Regions from separate parts of the Homo sapiens genome. Here region 1 is linked to region 2. Evidence: read pairs that join two places in POLR2A ChIA-PET (ENCODE). Cell type or tissue: endothelial cell of umbilical vein. All regions are shown on one strand. Each heading gives the region's core, and the rest is flanking DNA. Links, peaks and the distances in the headings are about the cores only.

Region 1 (8,285 bases), core at 1,812-6,811, 620 kb before region 2:
CCACTGCATTCTCAGCAGATCCAGAAAGTGCCTGAAACACAGTAGGTATTCAAAAGTGTTTGTTCAATGGGAGCATGAAACAAACTGAGGGAAGATATGACAACATATCTGTGTTTTCAATGAAAACACATTTATACACCAGATGGTGTTAGGTTTTGTGGCCATTATGATGCTGAAAGAGCTGTCTAGCAGGAACAAAGGAGTAAAAATAGTGTGATAAATGCAAGAGTAAACAAGCATAAAATCTACCACCACAGAAGTGAGGGGAGCTCAACTTCGCATGGGAGAGCGGGGTCGTCAGGGAAGATGAGACTTACTACAAAGACAGAGAGGCATAAAACACCACAGCGTGCTGTGTTCAGAGAATGCCAACAGTCTAAAATTGGGGTGGAAGCGGGGTGGGGGAGAAAAAGAGAAAGAAAACTCTGGAGATGAGAAGACGAAGGAACAATAGTAAGTGCAAATAAAGACATGGATTGTCTCCACAGCCTTTAAATTTGCCTAAGATGACGGTGAAAGTTGAGGCAAAGAGTCAAACTGAATGAGGTGTCACTGGTCCCAGTGAAGGTGGTAATGTGACCTGGAGTCAGGAGAGTAAAAGTTAGATGGTGTCAACTTAGGAGTACTGGGGAAATGTCTGGAAAGCCCGGTGAGGAGCTAGGAAGCAACCGTGAGGAAAAGAAGACTTTAAAGACATCAAAAAGAAGAAATCTCCAACATCTGCAAAAGAAAAGAATGATTCTTCTCTCCCTCATGTGCCAAATCCCTGGGGGATACAATCATTAAATCGAATCCTAGGAAACCTTGTCCTTCCTTGTCCAAGTGGGCTACTTAAGGACACTAGGAAGATGTACTCGGGTATTGCCATCCTGCTCGCCTCAGTATCCTCACAGGCAGATGCATCAGGGAGCTGCTCCTCAAAACCTCAAGAGAAAGGAAACAAGGCTGCTTCTAAGAGAAGAAAATCAGAAAAATCAATAAAATGAGGATAAGACCGGAAATGGGTGGACGTAAACTAAGAATCAGTAAAAGTATCCCCCAAGAGCTCTAACCTATCATCAAGGAACAGACTCTTAACATGTAGACCAAAATCAGATTATGATTATGACTTATCACATGTGATTGCTGTCATAATTAGAGAAGAGGATAGTTAGTATGAAACACAGAAAAGGAAAACCCAGATTCCTGCCCTCCCCAGAGAAGTAAAAACAAGTGAGATTACAAGAAGGATCTTTGCTCTCAGGGACAGAGATGGTCCTGAGATGAACTCTTCTTGCAAACACATCTTCACCTTTGACAAGATTCTAAGTTCACAATGGCAACAGTCACCTGATCCTAGAAAGGAGAAGTGTACTTGGCAAATATGGACATTTTGATAATTATGAATTAATAAATTTGTGTTCTGGTTTATATATTACTCCAGGTTCTGAGAACTGTAAAACTGAGGACAGGCTCAGGACTGCAGTGACTTCAAAGTTCTGTGATGTGACTTTAGGGAGGTCTTGTCAGTACTGGTGGTTGTTCTCCACAGACAATAAGCTAGCTGATTATTCCAATTCAAAAATTTAAGAAAGGGTTAATATCAACCTATACAAATCAAAAGGTTGGTCATGATGGGTAATATACATCTATTAGTCACTTTAGAACATGATGAAAACAGTTACATGTTGATTCACAAGTGTACAGTGGGACAGCTGTTGGAGTAAGTGTTCCATGCCACATGGGCACACCACAGTTTGTCAGTCAGAATCTGCTCTAATTGACAGAGCTGGCTGAGAATGTTGCACATGCCAACCGTTCCACAACTCTCTACCACTGCTGTGCAATGGCTGTGCTCATGCACTGTATCACCACCACAAGCATGTTAATCTCTCTTCTTTCAATATTCATGGGTTTAAATCACCTTTTCCAAAACAATGCCTTAATTCTGAGATATTGTCTATGTCTAATAATCTGTTTACAGATTTTGTTTTCATGGCAGTTTATTTCCATTTCACCTAAAGTGCAATTTCAAATCCAAGAACCAAGATATACGAGTTTAGTATTCCAAATGATATATAGAAATAACTTAGGCAATTATTCCAATTTTGTATATTTTAAAATAAAGCCTGCCTCATTAAAATAATAATAGTTTGTGTGTTTCTAGTCCAGTCATCCCAAGAGCATAGCTGCATCCAAATGCATATGTAATAGAATTATCTTCAAATATGCTCTAAGCAACCAGAAATACTCTCTAGACAAGATATACCATAACACTTTAAAAAACTGAGTTATGACTCATGCCATACCATTCTTGCTGGCTTTAATACTACCCATTTTGAGGACAAAATGGTTTACTCAGCATTTTTTTTTTCTTAAACACCCAATGGGCTGATTCAGAGTAGGGTATCTTTCATGACTAGCCTGTGTTTGCATGTGCTTCTACTTCATGTGTAAAATTTAAATGCCATTTCATAGTCAGAGGAAGGTAAATAATCATATTCTACATGAAAGCTTGTACAAAAATAAAACTGCAAATCAAAAATGTTTAATTTTGAAAATTTATTCCTAATTGGTTGGCAGGGCTCTCCCTTTCTCTCTCTGATAAATACAATTTGTCACTGTTTTCTAGAAGGAAATTAAGTCAGGTGACAGTTAATTGAGCAAATATAGTACATCAGTTAAATACTAGATTAAATTTTTCAAAGTTAAAGAAAATTCTCCCATTTACTAATTTCTTCCAAAGGATAGAACATTTGTTTTGTAGTAATGGTAAATTATAGGATTCAAATAAAATTGTTTAACCAAAATCACACTTTTGATACATAATACACTATGTACAGAAAATAAAGAGCACCAACTTAACTTTTTTTTTTTGAGACAGAATTTCACTCTCCCCCCGAGGCTGGAGTACAGTGGCGCAATCTTGGCTCACTGCAACCTCCGCCTCCTGGGTTCAAGTGATTCTCCTGCCTCAGCCTCCCAAGTAGCTGGGATTACAGGTGTGTGCCACCACGCCCAGCTAATTTTTGTAGTTTTAGTAGATATGGGGTTTTGCCATGTTGGCCAGCTGGTCTTGAGCTCCTGACCTCAGGTGATCCGCTCGCCTTGGTCTCCCAAAGTGCTGAGATTTCAGGTGTGAGCCACCGCGCTCAGCCCCTGACGTGAGTTTCGGCAGAGCTCTGCATGCTCCCTCCTGCCCAGCTCTCTCCAGGGTTCCTCCTTCACCATACTCAGGCTCACAGAGGCCTTCCCCTACCACTCTGTGGTCTGGCACAACAGGAATTGAGCTGCACTTTGAAGAATGAGGAATGGTGACAGAAAAGTAGAGCAGATGCAGTGGTAGAGATCAATCACTAAAGAAATCTCGGGCAAAATCTAGGTGTAAATTTGGAAGGGGTCCCTCTGCATCTGCTTGTCCCCAAATGGGGGGCACAGTGGGCATTCTTGCTGAAAGCAGTTCCCTTTCAACATAGCTGCCTTAGAATAGGTCTATTCTCATGCCTTCCATCAGCTGCCTGGGCAGGGGAAGTGGACTCACCCCACCCCACCAGCCCAATCTGGCCCAGCCCTCCTGGAACTCCAGCCCTGCTCTTCTTATCATTTCAAAGCCCACAAGCAAGTGTCAAACAACTCCACTACCACTTGAATCACCAAATCATTTCTTCCTTTGACACACAGGCACTTTGCAAGTGCCTCATCCTTAAGAAGACATTCATTAATGTGTTCTGAAATTGCCTTTTTTCGATGACTCACTCCTCTAGTCCAACCAATCTAGTTCAAGTCTTAGCAACACGCAATGCTCATTTTCACCCACTTGTATTTGCTCTTTAAAATGCTCCCACATCTTTTTAGATTTAAATTTAATAAGACCAAGATCCCTGTCTTCTATGTTTGTATTTTCTATGATGTCTAACACATGTTCTGAGGCATTTAATAAAATGCCTGCTGACAGAACTGATTCTACTATTTGAGGAGTTGAAAATAGAAACTGGCACTATACTGCTACATTTACAGAAAAATGTTTAATATATTAGATCAGTCATATTCAGACACAAAGAACCACTGAACAGTCTGCTTCCTTAATGAAGTCTTTTGTTTATTAGTTGGCAGTAAAAATGTCAGAAAGAATCAGATTTCATTTTCAATCTTCCTACTTGGGTAACTTCTTTCCTTTTAGGTGAGGGTTTTGAATTTCTTAAAGGAAGAATTTTGGGAAATAACCACAAGTCAAGGAAGCTACATTCCATTAGCAGGAAATAACACAACCTATGTTACAATGTGGTCACACTGGTATTTCTTTTTTTTTTTTTTTGAGATGGAGTTTTGCTCTTGTTGCCCAGGCTGGAGTGCAGTGGTGTGATCTCGGCTCACCGCAACCTCCACGTCCTGGGTTCAAGCGATTCTCCTCCCTCAGCCTCCCGAGTAGCTGGGATTACAGGCATGTGCCACCACGCCTGGCTAATTTTGTATTTTTAGTAGAGACAGGGTTTCTCCATGTTGGTCAGGCTGGTCTCAAACTCCCGACCTCAGGTGATCCACTCGCCTCAGCCTCCCAAAGTGCTGGGATTACAGGCGTGAGCCACCGCGCCCGGCCCACACTAGTATTTCTATATCATCACCTCCAGACCTAGTGTACACAAAGGAGTACTTTTAATGTGACCCTATAAATCAGAGCTATAATTCCACCAATAATCTAGAAAGCTGTTAACAAAGTCTTGATTGTCTTATGTCTCAAAAAGTCTTGATTGTCTTATGTCTCAATATACTGAAACATCACCTGTTCAGATTAAATGAGCAAGAAAATGAAAGACTGGATTGTTTCATTTCCTCACAGACTGTTTTTATTGTTGCCAATAAAAATATAGATATCTGTTCTGATTTGATGAAAAGATCAAAGCAGCATTTGATAATTCTAAAAGTGAGTGGTAAAATACCTCAAAGATTTTAACTGTGTTTATATCTCTTAAAATATTGTTACTCTTAAAATTTTGCTTGATACTTCATTTATTCAGAGTGCAAAGATAATTTCAGTATACAAAATTGAACTGATTACAAATTCATAATCTATCAGAATCTAAGTCATATGTGATATAATCAAATCTCAAAAAATTAGTATTCTCAGTTTAAAATATTGTGATGTTCCCAAGATGCATTTTTGTGTCATTTTAATTTTTGGTGGGGGTGGGAACTTGCTTTTCATTAATCTGAAGACCATAAACTATAATTTGAAATTCACTGATAGGTAGATATTTCTCTTAGATACTAAAGAATATCTAATGACCTCCCAAAGATGGTACATTCACCAATAAAGTATGGCATTACAGAGTATAAATAATGATTAATAAATATTTAGAAACCCAGCAGTGCAAAGAAAGAGAACACATGTTAGATGACTTTCCACAGTCACCCCAGAACCTCTCTACAATTAAGGTAATGGTAGAAATATAAAATTTTGATGTCCAGCCTACTAGGATTATAAAGCCTGTGTCAACAGTACCATCTGTTTACGCAGAAGAATGTATGCTCACAATTCATAAGAATTACAGCAACATATGTAATTTTGAACATCAGAGGTATCATGATAAATAAGACATTTAATCTAACGTTTAGCAAAGATGGAGCAAGCTGGCACTTTGATGGAGTAGAAAAAGAAAGTGAAAAGGCAATCTGCTCATTTTACAGTACAATTCTCTACTCTTTCTGAGTTACTACTAGTACTCTAGGAACAGCTGGGTTTCTTGGTATCAATTTTCTACCTATATGTCAATTATAAACTATTACAAAACTCATGCTAGAATTGTCCATGGGAGTTAGGAACTGCTTAGGACACGCAGTGGTTTCTAACTTTCCTTCACTGGCATCTTCTTCTTCTTTTTTTTTTTTTTTTTTTTTTGAGACGGAGTTTTGCTCTTGTTGCCCAGGCTGGAGTGCAATGGCGTGATCTTGGCTCACTGCATCCTCTGCCCCTCCAGGTTCAAGCAATTCTCCTGCCTCAGCCTCCCAAGTAACTGGGATTACAGGTGCCTGCCACCATGCCCAGCTAATTTTTTGTATTTTTTTTTTTTAATAGAGACGGGGTTTCACCATGTTGGCCAGGCTGGTCTTGAACTCCTGACCTCAGGTGATCCGCCCATCTTGGCCTCCCAAAGTGCTGAGATTACAGGCGTGAGCCACTGTGCCTGGCCTTGTTTCTATTTTCAATGTCCTGGGTAGAATGTCTAAGGGATGAAATGGTCTTTGAGTGGGGGAAACTGAACATACCTTATTAAAGGAGAAAGGCAGCAGCCACCCTGTGGCAGAGCAGAGGTAAAGGAAGTCCACTCCTGGCAATGAATCCAGGAATATCTCAATTATGGAAAGCTCACCACGGAGAGCAACAGGGTCACATTACTCTACATTCAGCCAGCAGAAAAAATTTAGAGAGCTTTTCCTACACAGCAATCCACACTCAAGGAAATTCTGTGGACCCGGAGACCCCCCCACACTACCTTCTTATCAGACTGCTCAATTCAATGTATTAACTTGGTTCTTTTGAAATGTGTGAGAGAAAAAAAATAAGTTTGAGCAAGACATCAATGTTAACTTCAGTAATGTGATGGTCACAAAAGAACTGAAATTCTTTTTTAAATTTAAAAAAACAAACCAAGAAGTCAAGAGTCCAAGCCTCTGTCAAGACCTGTAATCCATTCTCCCTCCAAAAGCAGAGTTTTTCAAATGGGGAAAGGTAAGCAAGGGACTGAACTGGCAAAGTGCCAGATGAAACACATTAGAAAGAGTTAGCTAGAACAGTCTCAGGTTGCCATGACCGAGTCCTGGTTTCACGGTACTCTGTTGATCTTCACCACTGTGATATCTAAACCATCTGGCTTTGAATTTACCTTCGACTAACAGCTGCCATGGGCAGCTACTGAAATTACATCACAACAAAGCTACCCCATTAGCGGCATAAACTCATCTTCATACCTTCACAGTGGTGAGTCACATAGTGAAAAACACCCAGAAACAATTCTCTCTAGAGTTGAATGCATGTACCTTGATTCAGTATGTAATACCAGTCATTTATGGATCAATATATCTGCACCACTGCAAAATATATGGAGCAAGAGAGAGGTATAGAACATAAAAACATCGAAGTAATGGAAATGTCATCTTGGCCTTCAAAGCAAAAGAAAGAACAAAATAGTCAGTGGCTGGATGGAACAGGCTTTATGCTGACCAGGAGAATCACACGACTATTCTCCCAACCTTTCTTTCTATAATTCCATACTGTTATTTAGGAGAGACAAATAGTAGCAGCAACCTAATAGGAACACATCCTCTAAAGTGAGTGCAACCATGAATAACCAGAAACTAAATATGATCCTTTTAGACCCATCCATCCTAAAAGTGATATTGCCTCTATAGGAACTTCTTGGCAAAATGTCGTATGAACACTCTAGTCTGAGGGAATCGGGTAAAAGTTCCATTCCAACAATCCGTTCATATTCTCTTCAGAATTTTAGAATATTCCAAATTATTTCAGGATTTTAGAATATTCCAATTCATAAAGTTTTCCTAAAAGGTTAAAAGTAGGCATAAGTATAAATATCAAAGAGATTTATTGTGTCAATTCTTGATCAGATTTCAAAAATAACAGAACAGTATTTAAAGAGAGTAGAAACTATCACCAAAGAAGCCCTTGTACCAAATACACAATCAGTCAAGAAGCACTTCTGTCAGGAAGCCCTGAGGACTTTGACACATATCTAAACATTTTTGTGGCCAAATTATATGGTAGCAACATATACTTAAGGACTAATGAAAACAGCAGCTTCAAATAACTTTAGAAATGAGAAGGACCTTGGTGATCGTCTAACTGAGCTGTCTGCCAAATTCTTAATTTTGTTAATACCTTTACTTAAATACCCTTGGGAGGGAGCACTGATACAAAAAATTATAAAAACAGGAGCTGCTCCTCTTAGGCCTTCTTCATCTCCTCAACCACAACCTGCACTGAGGCTTCCTAAAGCTTGGAGGAAGGCCACTTAACATCAAGGACTGCACTGCAGAGCAAGGTGACTGGAGGCTCAAAGCCAGGGCATAACTTGTCCACAGTCTTGCTTCTGGGATCTTTCAATTGCCATGTTCAAGCAAAGCAACACAATTCTGAAGGAAACGCAGTCTGATCATCTAATTTGAAAGTACTTTCTTCATATTTACACAACCATTCTTTTTAAAATTCACATTTCACAGTATAGCTTGGAGGGAAAAAGTTCAGGCTTATTATTTTACAAATCTTTTACTTAAGGTTTCAAAACAGGGCT
Region 2 (8,285 bases), core at 1,768-6,767:
TCAGACAGGATGTACTACAGGCTCAGAGAAGCTAGGTGACTCGCCTGAAGCCTCACAGCTAGTAACTGGCAGAGTTGCCATTTAAAACCAGGTCACCTGCCTCACACTTGAAATATTTAGTGAACTCATAAGCACCCTGTGAATACTGAAAAATACTGGTTGGAAGGCCACATCATGCATGAAAGCTAGTATGACCTTTCTAGAATAATAATTCCTAGACAGAGAGAAGAACTGAATGGTGACTTTGAGACATGAAAAGGCATTTCTCTGAAATAAAAAGGCTGAAGAAAGCCGATGATCGGTTAACATTTGGGAAACTCTGAGGTACAGCTAACCATTTGCCAGGCTAGCCTTTGGATTTATTTCTTTTTTGTTGGCTGTGCTGCTGCTACGCTCTTTATTCATATTTTCAAGGAAACACAAGTAAAGCGAATGTTCTCTAATTGCGCTCCCTTCCTGCAGTAAGCCCGCTCCTCCTGAGCACCCGGGCTGGTTCCATACGCAGCTCGTTGTGTGGAAGGGCTGGTGGCAGCTGCAAGTTGGTGTGTGACACATTGAGTAGTCATATTTCTCTTCTCTGTGGCCCTCCAAAGCCCTTTCCAACATAACTTTTCCCCATCTGTTCTCGTTTGCACTGCATAATAGGGGACAGGTTTTGGAACTTGGGATTCAAAAAAACATTAAGAGAAAATAAAAATGAGATGGAATTTGAGTAGAAAGAAACTCGCTGGCTTTCCCCCCCACAGCCCCCTTCCTTAGTTGCTGGGATCATGACCAGAGTATTAAATTGATCAAGTTTTTACTCTCGTCTAGTTGGTTCTCTTTATGGGGTAGCGGGGAAACGTGAGAACAGTAAAACATCTCTTTAAACTGTCTGCAATAAAATAAGCACAGGGCTGAGTCATTAGTAGGAACAATGTTGCCCAATACCTGACAAAGTTTTTCCACATTTGCTTAGAATCTCTAATAAGTTACATTAATTGTCTCCTGCCTCAGGTTCCTTCTCTGTGAAAGGGATGCCTGAAGTGAATTTTAGGAATATTTAGAGACAGTGTTTTCCTGAGTGCCATAAGCCCATCTCTGTTGTATGCACTAAATAATTTTGGAAATGATACAAACATTTTTAAATTTTAATAGTAATAAATTTCTTCTAATATACATTAGGAAGAAAACTGGCAATAGCAAAATATAACCCTGATTTCACAATTATTTTTGCTTAAGAAGAGGCTAAACTGGGCATGTAAGTTTAAAAAGTGAACAAATTTAAAGAGGAATATTCAGTAAATAATAAAAGTGAATATGGCAAAACAGAGAGTACAAGAATGGGTGCTTAAAAAGCAACTATATCAAGGCAGTGGTTCTTTTATTCTTTATGTTTTGTGGAAAGCTTTATTTTATGGTGTGGGCCTCTCGTTCTAGGGTTGGATTAATCATAATCCTTGGGTCATGGCATATGCTATCATTGGTCTAGCAGGGGCTCAGAATCCTTAATGGATAGCACCCCTCTTTGAGAATCTGATGAAAGTTATGGGTTTCCCTGGAAAAATGTATATTCCCATATACAGACAAACTTACATAGAATTTCTAGGTTTTCAGGAACATTTGGAGTGCATCTGTGGGCTTCTGGAAGTTTCAGGTGCATTCAAGGTTGTGTCCACTTGCTTCTCTGCTTTCTTAAGCTCACAGGCCAGCCAGCAGCTGAGGCTTTAAGCCACACCTACTACATTTCTGCAAGGAACAGCATCTTCCCTCACTGCAGGCACCACCCAGCCTGCTGCCTGGGATCATGTAGATATTACGGAAAATATCCACCCCCCACCCACCTCCCCACTTTCGCCTTTTCAAAAACAGAGATGCTACAAAAATGTCAGTAGCCGGGACCAGTTGCTGTTTGCCCAGTTCACCTCATTATCCACTGAGATCTGCTCCTCCTCCCTTCAACGGCTTGCACCTGTGAGCACTGCTATTTCTTTCTCACTTGTCCAGAGACAGGCACCTGCCCCAAGCCAGACCAATCAGCATCTTTCCACTTCCCACATCAGAACTTGGAAAGAGAGGTACATGACATGAAACTCAGTGGGGGTGCTTGTTTGTTAATTCTGCAGAGAAGAGCACTAGGTGCAGACATGGGGTTCTATACATGCTTCTGATGATACTGATTCCTTCAGCATATGTCTTTGGAGCTGAAAAATTTTAAGTAATCACTTCCATAACTCCCACCACGATACTGCACACTGTTCTTCAAGTACTCAGTTATTTATGAGAAGGTTGGTGATAATATTAATCAGAAAGATCATGGTAATGCCTGGCATCTACTGGACCCAGGCACTGTGCCACCTCCACTGCATGCTATATGCATGCCTTCTCGCTCATGAGGCAGGTAATATTATCTACTCCACTTTACAGAAAAGGACTCTGAGGTTATGGTGTCAGAAAGTGCTAGAACCGGATGGGCATGGTGGCACGTGCCTGTAGTCCCAGCTACTCACAAGGCTGAGGTGGGTGGACTGGTTGAGCCTAGGAATTCAAGCTTTGCCTGGGAAACACAGTGAGACTCCATCTCTAAATAATAATAATAATATATACATAAATATATAAAGAAAGGTGCTAGAACTAGTATACAGACCAGGACTGCCTCGCTCCAGACCCTACAACCTTTTCTTCTTCTCAACTTTTGAATAGGTAATTTGTTCACATAGTCTTTTTTTTCTGTTCAAAATAGTGAAACATCTTGCCCTGTCCTTTCCTTCCTTCTCGTTGTTCAAAGCCCCATCCATTTCTGAGGATTTGTGTCCAATTATACTACCCAACATAGACGTATATCTCTTTTTTTATTTAAATGATAGCATATGGTAGCATACGATCTATTTTGCTGAACCTTGCAGGATTCTTTTTCCTACTTACTGCTAATTGAGGAGCTCAGTTCATATCGATACATTGAAAACAACTTTATTATTATTATTATTTTTAAAAAGCAGCTTCATAGTGTTCCATTGTAAGAATGTTTCATAATTTACTGACTCAATATCCTATTGATAGGCAGGTTGTTTTCAATCTTTTGCTTTTATATATAGTGCTGCAAAGAAAACCTCCCACATCTGTCATTTCAGAATTGGGTGAGTATATGTGTAGGAAATATTCCTAGAATGAAATTCCAAGGTCAAAGTGTATGTGAATTTATAATTTTGCAAGAGAATATAAAATTGCCTTCCACGGACCTTGTATCAACTTCCACTTTGACCACAATGTACGAGAGTAACTTGCAGTATTCTTGATGATTTCAAAGTCTTCTTCTACTCTCACATTTAGAAGTTTCATCCTCTCTAGAATGTCTTAAATTGCTTTACCAAAAAGAAAAACAAAGGGCTGGGCATGGTGGCTTGTGCCTGTAATCCCAGCTACTTGGGAGGCTGAGATGAGAGGATCACTTGAGGCCAGGAGTTAAGACCAGCTTGAGCAACACAGCAATACCCTTCTCCAACTCTCTCTATAAAAAACTCTAAAAAATAACAACAGATAACCAAAAGTCTTACAATCAGTTTCTCCCCTGGCCCCATCCGGCACGCACACACATACAGAATTTTTTTCTGTTGTACATTTTTACCTACTTTTCTTAGAGCTCCCCCAACTTTGAAAGGAAGCTACGAGGATAAATGGTTTAAGGGCTTGGGATTCTATCAGCAAGCCAGTCCTGCTTAACCACTCAAAGAGCTGATGTTTCATCTCCAAGCCATTTACCATGAAGTCTTTCCGAGGGGTCTCTGATACCATTTCCCTGTTCCCCATTGCCAACCCTCCCTCCATCAGCTCACTGTCAGGCATCTCCACTGCAAAGCCCTGGCCTCCAGCATTCCTGATAGTTTGCACCAACTACATCTTTGGGGCCCTGCCACTCCACTTATTATTCTCATTCTTTGGGAGGTTAATGACTTTGTGGAAATCTGAAACAGCCCCTCCTCAGGAAGTGGTAAAAGTCTCTTAGAATAACACAAACAAGTCTTGAAAGAGCTCTTGAGTTCATCTGCATTTTAGGCCAATTAAAATCCCTAAAGAAACAATGATATGCATAAAAATTCAAGATTATATAATTGGCAGTGGCCAAAATCTCATAAATTTATATAGATACTGTCCTTTACAAACAATGAAAACATATCTAAAGGGGGAACAGATGCCTTCCCCACTCTCTCTCTCTTCCTCACAAATTAATGACCCTTTCCCTCCTTTAAGTCATTTTAGATATCAATTATTTAGCCAAGAAGAACCAGAAGAGTATCTTCTTTGTAGTAATGAGGCTTTGTCTTCTCAGGAACTCAAGTTCAGTTCAGAAACTTTCAAACATGGTTTTAAAGGCTTTTGTGAGTCAACTGTTAGTGAATCACACAAAGGGGGCCTTTATTAATAAACATATTCTGTTCATTATAGAGAAATGAAAGCCTCAGAATAATTCGCCAAGTGTTTAAAGAGAAAACAAAAACAATGTGGTAAACATATCAGGCCTTGATGAGCTGTCTAGGTAATTGGTTGTTTCTGTGCACCTGGTTCCAAAGACAATATTTAATGTGTAATCTGTTTCATTTGCTTGGGGAAGTAAGTGTAACTCTACCCCCTGGATCACATCTGCATTAAAATGAGGGGAGGCAGAGTCTTGTTTCAGCGAGTGGAAATTTATGCACATGAGTTGTCTTTTACATGGAGACAGCAATTATACCCCTAGAAATGCAGTCTGTGGGAGAAAATGACATATTCAATACTGGGGAACAAAAGCCTAATGCTAAGAGGACATTAACAAGGTTGGGAACCCCCTCCCAACAATTAACTGATCATTTACAAAATCTGCAATCTATAAAATTATTTTTAAAACATGTTTTTCAAAACAATGTGGTTTTTCTCCTTCTTTCTCAAAGAAATAAAAAGATTCAGCAGCAACCATACAGAATCTATTAGCTACTCCACAATAACAAATAATGTTTTAAAATCTCTTAAAATATATCTGGGGATTGAAACAAACACACACCAGGGAGTGATAGGTGATCCCTGGTTTAACAGCCTTATAACGACTGAGGGGAAAAGTGTGGCCAAGAATTTTTCATTTTTACGTGAGAAAGTTGTGGTGTTTGAAAGCAACAAACAGAATTCCAGAACACAGACTCAAAAAAAAAAAAAAAAAAAAAAATAGAGCATATGCAAATAAAAGTTGTTAGTTAAAACTGTTTTTTTAAAAAATAATTTGTTGGTTGATTTTCTTAAAGTCCAAAAGGGCAAAGCTAGAACCATTTAAATGAATTTAAGTTTGTGCTTCTCCCTGTCTTCTCTGGAGACTTTAAGAAATGGATGAGGAAGGATTTGCTGTCTCTCCTCAATGCCTCTGTGTCCTTTCCACTTTTGTGCTTCCTGGGCACACGGAAAGGCTTTATTTCACACACCATACTTTATTTCATGTACTGATTGTATCACCAACAGAAAACTATGTGCCCTGCTTAACTAAGATAGAATACAGTAAGTCAATGAAAACTCCCATTTGTTTTTGAATTTTTCTAAGTTGATAATGCTTAATCTTAATTTTTGGTGCATGGGTATGTGCATACTCTTTAATTAGTCTTGCTACAAAATCTGAGTGACAGCACTAATACTTTTTATTGATTTACTCTGAGATTTTTTATTTGGGTTCTTGGAAAACTTAAGTTTTTCTATCAATTTTGGTATATTTTCAGAAAGTAGCATTGAAAGAGTAACTTCAATGGGTCAGGCTCTGGGGAAAAGCCAGCTGCAAATTCTAAATCCCGACTACCTTTTGGAAAAAACTAGGAATTGTAAATGTAAACAAATATGGAAGAAGGAGAGTTTAAAATGTGTTTAATATATTCTGAACCACCATAGCACTAAAATCATAGATATTGTAAAATTATGGCATGGCAATATGATATATTATAGAAAAGAGCATGATAGAATGGAATTAGAAAACCTGAATTCTACTCTGCATTGGGTAACTACTCTTTTGGAGGAATTCATTCAAACTTTAAGCCTCTATTTCTTCAGTAATTGAAAAAAAAAAAGTAAAATGGAGGTGGAGTCCCCTGACCTGGTTTCATCAAGTCAGTGGCATTGCCATCATGATCATCATCATCAACAACAACAACAAAAATGGGTAGGGTTAGGGGAATAGGGAGGACTAACTGATCTCAAAGTTAAAAGAGACCTAAAAGGCCAAACAGATAAATGCGATAAGTGGTCATTGTCTGGAGTCTGATTTGACAGAAGACTTTTCTGAGAATATTCAGGCAATTAGAATCTGAACTGGAGATTAGAGGATACCAAAGAATCATTAATTTTATTAGATGTGATAATAGCATTATGGTTGTGTAAGAAAATGTCTACATGCTTGTTTATTTATTTATTTATTTATTTATTTATTTATTACTTATTTATTAAGATAATGTCTTGCTCTGTCACCCAGGCTGGAGTGCACAGTGGCCCTATCTTGGCTCACTGCAACCTTCACCTCCCCAGTATAAGTGATTCTCATGCCTCAGCCTCCCAAGTAGCTGGGACTACAGGTGTGCACCACCACACTCAGCTAATTTTTTGTATTTTTAGCAGAGATGGGGTTTCGCTATGTTGGCCAGGCTCGTCTTGAACTCCTGGTCTCAAGGGATCTGCCCATCTTGGTCTCCCAAAGTTCTGGGATTACAGGTGGGAGCCATGGCACCCAGGTGTCCATATGTTTTAGAGATGCTTAGTGAAAGATGTTGGGATGGAATCACATGATGGCTGAACTTTATATTAAAATACTTTAAAAAAAAAAAGAAAGTGGGAAACAGACAAATCAAGTAAATCAATTCTGGCTTGATATTGATTGTTGTTCAACCTGGTGATAGATACCTGGCATTCATTATGCTATTTTTTCTCTTTTTGCTTATGTTTGAAACTTCATTAAACAGAAACCCTAATATCATCAAATTCACACAAAAAAATTGAGGGCTGTATTAAATTAGTTCAAAATTTGCTTCAAAATAGAAAATTCAATCATTCTATTTCAAAGGCTGAGTAGTGATAATTGTAAACATCTAAAGCAATTTTTGTTTTATTTTCAAGATCAAATAGTATCTAAGTAAACTGTGTTACGATTATTCAATTTCATTGGTGCCTAATATCTATCTAAATGAGAATCAAGTGGAAGCAGACAATTCACTGCAGAAAAACTTCCGATGAACACTTGATTTGCCAACAAATCCGCACTTGATTCGCCAACAGGGAACTTCTGACCTTTAGCAGCAACAGAGCAAGCTTTTCCAATTAAAAGCTCATCTCATCTCTACGAGAGGTTGTATGGAACATGTTCATCCAGATCAATAAATTGCCTTTTTCTTCTCCTTTTTCACCAAATAGATTATGTGGCCATTTTCTATCTAGGAATAATCACTGGCACCAACAATTTTTTTCCTTCAAGTATGCGTATTTCTTTTCCATTTCCAAGTCCTTTCCATTATGAAGAGATTCAAATGTTTTCACAATTCACATTTTGAAACTCCAAATTCTTAGATGTCATCAGTAACATCTTTAGCTGTTAAAGAGTGGGACGTTTATTTCCTTCATTCCAAATTGGATTTCTGTGTCAGAAACTGGAGGATTTGGTAACCTTTTGTACTCTGTTGTAGAGCACTAGGAGGAACTGAGTCATAGTCAAACTTCAGACCGTTCATTGGTTTAAAAACTCATGTTTGTCAAAGAGAAAAGTAAAGCAAGATTTGGTGCATTTTATAGTCTAGTACTATTTGGCTTGGTGTTGATGTTAACCTTGATAGGGATAGATGAATTTGGTTGAACACAATTTTTATGGTTACTTAGGAAAATCAAACATTACTTAATGCAGTTTTTATATTATTGATAGTATATACAATATTATTTTGGGAGCTTTAGAATATAATTGGCAAACAACCATTTTATCAAAATAAAACAAACTTTTCAGACTGTTCCCTCCCTCATCACTGGTGACTCCTTCAGTACAATAGAAATGAAAAGAGTTCCCAAGAGAAAGGCAGCCAGCCCCACTGCAAAGATGGGAAAAATAACAAGTGGAAACTAAGATAATCTTTAAAAGTTGTTTGCAGATTAGAATTTCTACCTGGTCATTCCTCAGCAGGAAAAAAACCCAAACCTCTTTATACTATTTTCAATAAAAATAATACTAAAGTGCTAATGGAACAGTAGGCAAAGGGCTTTAATGAAAAAGAAAATTAGAAAAATAAACAGCTAACATATATTTATGAACAAGTTACAATCTCATC

What was found. Peaks named below come from ENCODE experiments on the same cell type or tissue, not always from the same donor. Only the 100,000 strongest peaks of a DNase experiment are listed, where the experiment ranks them.
Region 1: POLR2A ChIA-PET joins it to region 2 with 5 read pairs; 2 of 35 experiments call an interaction of 5 or more read pairs at or near these places.

Annotation. Positions count from the first base shown.
Region 1 is chr2:158,505,957-158,514,241 of GRCh38, reverse strand. The region is part of intron 1 of PKP4 (plakophilin 4); the gene reads right to left. Among named protein-coding and RNA genes, the nearest start is that of PKP4, 53 kb to the right of the region's middle. In endothelial cell of umbilical vein, for the core only: no CTCF peak of the experiment used is centred there; a DNase peak (open chromatin) is centred at 4,001.
Region 2 is chr2:157,887,506-157,895,790 of GRCh38, reverse strand. All of the region lies in intron 1 of LOC105373714 (a long non-coding RNA gene), which reads right to left. Among named protein-coding and RNA genes, the nearest start is that of ACVR1, 15 kb to the right of the region's middle. In endothelial cell of umbilical vein, for the core only: no CTCF peak of the experiment used is centred there; no DNase peak of the experiment used is centred there.